Linked DNA regions of Mus musculus: region 2 is linked to region 1. The links are chromatin loops, found by intact Hi-C in ENCODE. Cell type or tissue: left cerebral cortex. All regions are shown on one strand.

Region 1 (2,500 bases):
TCTTGCTCAGTTACCAGGCAGCCCTTGAAGTTTGAACTTGCCAGCCTCCTACCTTAGCCTCCTCCATAACTAAGATTATAAACCCCAAGATTACAAATCTGCACACCAGGCCTCACTCATCTCTTACTTCTTTTTTTTTAAACATTTTTAAATACTTATTTATGTATATGAGTATACTATAGCTGTCTTCAGATACACCAGAAGAGGGTATCAGATCCCATTACAGATGGTCGTGAGCCACCATGTGGTTGCTGGGAATTGAACTCAGAACCTCTGGAAGAGCAGTCAGTGCTCTTAACCACTGAGCCATTTTTCCAGCCCCTTCTCTTACTTCTTAAGTGGATCTTTCTTCACAAAGCTATTTCTCCCTATTCTGACTCCTTAGAAATCAAACATAGAATGATGGATCCAACACCCAGCGTGAGGTGCATGCCTGCAATCTCAGTAATAGGGGTGGAAGAGAAGACAGGACCAAGTTCGAGGCCAGCCTGGGCTACACAACAAGACTCTCATCCCTCTTCCCAATGTGGTCACGTGGAATAAATCTTCTTTTTCCTGCTTCCCACCTTTAATTTGGTTCGACTGCCTTATTGAGGATGGGTGGCCAGAGCTGACTTGAAACACACAGTATCACGTAAAGGTCAGTAACACACCAAATGCATATAGATGAATCTTCACACCTTCACGCAACCACCTCAGCTGATCCGGAAGCCAGGATCTCCTCCAGACCCTAGATGGTGCTTGCTAATAAGCACAGGAGTGGAGATTTAAGACCTGGCAGGCAGCCTTCTTCTCATCTGCAAGGCGCTGCAGAGCTGTGACATCATGGCTAACCATTACCTAATACTCAAGAGAAAGTCCAGTTTCACTGCTGCTCTGATAGCAAATCTGCAACCCTCGCTCTGAGCTGACCAGAGAAAAACACATATATCCAGAAGGCTTTTTCCGGGTATGTACTGGGGATCAAATGAAGAAATCGTATTCAAGGAGCCTGGTTTTGGGTCCTCTTGTAGAAGCCGGAAAAAAAAAAAAAAAAAAAAAAAAAGCTTTAAAAATAATAAGTAAGTGCAACAGCGCCACCTATGGAACGTCCTGCAAGGATCCAGAATCTGCAGACCACAGGCAAAGTTCAGCTAGCACAGGCACTGGGCAGCTTCATAGAAAGATGGCACTGTTCAACAGCTAAAGTCTGACACCCGGATGTCAACCAAAGAGACAGGCTCCCGGAGGACAATCTACGAACAGGAAGGGGTCTCAGAACTGGTTCTTCTTACAGTCAGCTGCCAAACTTTCTCCCAGTCTCTGTATTTTTCCCTAAAGGCAACTGAGGGGGCAGGAAAGATGGCTGAGCGGTTAAAAGTGGTTACTGCTCTCACAGAGGATTAGAGTTTAATTCCACCGCCTTACAACTACCCTAATGCTCTCTTCTAACCTCCAAAGATACCCTCAAACATGTGAGTGGATACATACATACTCACAAATAAAAATTTAGGGGCTAAAGAGATGGTTCAGCAATTAGGAACACTGGCTGTTCTTCCAGAGGTCCTGAACTCAATTCCCAGTAGCCACACGGAGGTTCACGACATAAATAAATAAACCTTTTTTTTTTAAAAAAATAGCCGGGCACGGTGGTACACACCCATACATAAACCCAGCACTTAGAGACAAAGGCAGGAAGATGGGATTGTTAAAAATTCAAGGCCAGCCTAGTCTCTATCTCAAGCTCCAGGTCAGCCAGGACTACACAGTAGCACCCTGTCACATAAACAAACAGATCTGTAAAATAACCATGACTTCAGTCTGTCCTGTTTTCCCAGACACTCCTTAAACTCAGGCCGCTGAAAAAAGAGTTCACGGTGACAGGCAGGGGCTCTGTAAGAGGCCAACTCAGTTGCCACCTTAACTCAGCAGGGATTCAATCGCTGGGTGACAAGTCTCTGTCCCTTTAAAAAAAAAAAAAAAGAGTACTCGCTCCAACCCTCAAATGTTCCCACTGGGGAGTTGTAAAGCCCTGCCTGAGGCTGAGGAGCGCTGGTAGATATTTGGACTTTTTCTTTTCTTTCCTTTTTCTTTCCTTTTTTTTTTAAGGTTTATTTATTTATTATATGTAAGTACACTGTAGTTGTCTTCAGACACACCAGAAGAGGGTGTCAGATCTCGTTATGAATGGTTGTGAGCCACCATGTGGTTGCTGGGATTTGAACTAGGGACCTTTGGAAGAGCAGTCAGTGCTCTTAACTGCTGAGCCATCTTACCAGCCCCTCTTTCCTTTTCCTTTTTCTCTTTTTCCAGACAAGGTTTCTCAGTTTATCTCTGGCTGACCTGGAACTCCCTCTGTAGACCAGGCTGGCCTCAAATTCAGAGACCCACCTGCCTCTGCCTCCCAAGTGCTGGGATTGCAGGCGTGCACCACCACAGCCTGGCTCTGGACCATGCGTCATGTCAGTCCCCACCATCGAATGCCAGTGACAGAGATGAGAACCAGGTGTTCTACCAGCAA
Region 2 (2,500 bases), 1.1 Mb before region 1:
CTATCACACAAAGGTCAAATGAACCCTTTCCTCGCTCTACAAGCTGTTTTGGGGTTGGCGTTTTATCACAGAAACAGGAAACCAAACTAGAGTGAGCCTGCTTTATGACCTATCGTGCTGTATGGTTAAATCCTTTGAACATTTAAGGAGACCAGACATACGTGTACACACACACACACACACACACACACACACACACACACACACACAGATGCATACAGTAGTCACCCATTCACAAGACTCTCCCAGGGCACACCTTGTCTCCACCCATCACGCTCCAGAGCTGATGCCAGTGTCAGCATCACAGAGCAGACTGTGGGTCTCGACCTAAGTCCATTGATTTCCTAGGTTCATCAAAATCTCTCCCCTACTCCGTTGGGATCAATTTGGCCAGGAATAGGGATGTGCATTTTATGTGTAGCATCTACAGGAGTGTATGCATATGTGTTAAATTCCAATTATTCAGTTCCCACGCTAACACAGGGCAGGGAAAAATGGTAAGTAAATATGAGAGGAAGCCAGAGCCCATGCTTCCATGATCATGGGAGTGGGGAGGGAAGAAAGGAATAGAGAGGAACCCGGGCAATGAGTAGGGAGTGAGCTGTGGACCTGGAAGCCTGAAGCAAAGGGTTTAGAGGAGTCACCTGAACAGTGAAGAGGGCAGAAGTGACCAACAGGCTAGGCACACAACAGCAGGCAGAAACCAGCTGTATAAAGGCCAGAAGAATGGAAGGCACTGTGCATTGTACAATAGCCAACTGTTTCATAAGAGGACAGAGCAGGCCTTGATGTGCCAGTGTGGAGAGCTATGAATATACCTTATGAATAACTAGGACATGCATCCGCCATGTGTCTTAGATTTCCAGATGCCCTGTGGAGGCCACCAAAGGCAGAGACATATAGTGGGCCATGGGCTGGTGGTCGCTATGCAATAATGGGTCTCTGGGGGAGAGTGGGGCTCCTTCTGAGTATTTGCAGGTTCGGGACAGTCCTGCCAAGGGCCTTTCATCTGAGAACATCCAAGGGCATGGCAGCTGAACATCCTGCAGGGGCGCCTGTTCTGGGTTTTGGTGGTGGGTACGTCCTTGCTTTTCCAGCCTGGCGTTTCGTATTCCTGCAGAAGTATTTACAACTTTCCCCACCCCACACAACTCTAGGAGCAATAGAAGGCACTAAAGCACGTACTTGCCCATGTCTCCCTCTGGATGTGCCCTTCTCTGGATGTGTCTCTCCCATTCTCCTGCTCTTCTTCACCTGCCCCCTCCTCTGAGATGGCACCCAGGTTCTTGGGTCTTCTCTGTGATCAAGGTCAAGATCAAGGTCTTCTTCTTATCTTACCCTCAGATCCTCAAGAATCAAACAGTCTAGTTTCCTCTGCATCTCGAAGAGAAACTAACTTGGGCCAAGACAGGAAGCCATATTCAGAAAAATGCCTAAGTCATCCAAAAGGTGACTTGAAGGGACCATTTGCATTCAGAGAGCAATAACAGATTATGACCACTGGAGGGCGATAAGAAACAAAGAATGGCACAAGGGTCGCGATCATGAGCTATTCCGTTTACTGCCTCTGGGTGGCATGTGTGAGTCAAACTTTCATACACAAAGTGAGAGCATTTACAAAATGCTTTGAGTGGCAGCTGGAGTTCAGTTTCCCCGTAGCTCGTTTAGACCTGATGTGTCTTTGGAGCAGCATCTATCCTGTTTGAGATGTTTTCCCCTAAGTCTGGGTAACTGGAGAGGCTACAGTGAGCTGGGAAAGGCCCTGGGTAAAGGTCAACCTATCTTCCTTATTGGACAAGGGCTGGGCTGGAGAAAGGTTCCATCAAGGGTGGCTGCCCACCTTGTCCAGCGTCCTCAGCACTGTACCCATCTGCTGCCTGTGATAAACTCTGTTCACCTCTTCATACTGAGGGATCTGCAGAAATCACCAGAACGACTTCCCCATGAAAGCACATACCAGGCCACTCACTGTCACTCGAGGACCCAGCCCCACAGCACCCACCAATGGAGCTTAACAGGGATTTTTCTACACAGATACACAGATAGTACTCATGTGGCCATGGGGACATTTCCCTTTCTTCCCTCCTTACATGCCTGGCCATACGGATAGCTCTAGAATGTTTAGTGCTTTCTAAAACACTTCTTTCAGAAATCGGGCCTGCCAGCCAGCCCACTGCTACTCTGATCTCATTTACCCTCCCCGTCTTTCTATAAACTTCCTTGTCCTGCTGGTGGTGGTGGTGGTGGTGGTGCCCTGGCACACAGCAGTCTAGAGTTGATGATCTTCTGTGAACAGCTAGTGAAAATGAAACCTTTAGTGTCTAAGAGTGAAGAAAACAGTCTTAAACAATAGAGTTTAAGGACCTTGCTAGAGGTCACGCAGCTATCTTCTCCAGGTGGAAAAGTGGCATATGCATCCTGAAGGGTCCACCTGCATCAGAGTCACCTGAATTGGAGGTTATACACACAGAGACCAGAGCTGCCTGTTTAGACTCCTGGC

Evidence for each region. A loop is a pair of places that touch in the nucleus more often than their neighbours do. Peaks named below come from ENCODE experiments on the same cell type or tissue, not always from the same donor. Only the 100,000 strongest peaks of a DNase experiment are listed, where the experiment ranks them.
Region 2: a loop joins it to region 1, with 5 times the contacts of the local background. A loop is called at or near these places in 11 of 42 quality-filtered maps.

The regions. Positions count from the first base shown.
Region 1 is chr15:73,043,618-73,046,117 of GRCm38, forward strand. All of the region lies in intron 4 of Trappc9 (trafficking protein particle complex 9), which reads right to left. Among named protein-coding and RNA genes, the nearest start is that of Trappc9, 16 kb to the right of the region's middle. In left cerebral cortex, a CTCF peak has its summit at 1,090; a DNase peak (open chromatin) is centred at 1,077; H3K4me3 peaks cover 283 bases; H3K27ac peaks cover 190 bases.
Region 2 is chr15:71,916,298-71,918,797 of GRCm38, forward strand. The region is part of intron 23 of Col22a1 (collagen, type XXII, alpha 1); the gene reads right to left. Among named protein-coding and RNA genes, the nearest start is that of Col22a1, 120 kb to the right of the region's middle. In left cerebral cortex, a CTCF peak has its summit at 1,523 (motif pointing right); DNase peaks (open chromatin) are centred at 773, 1,189 and 1,543.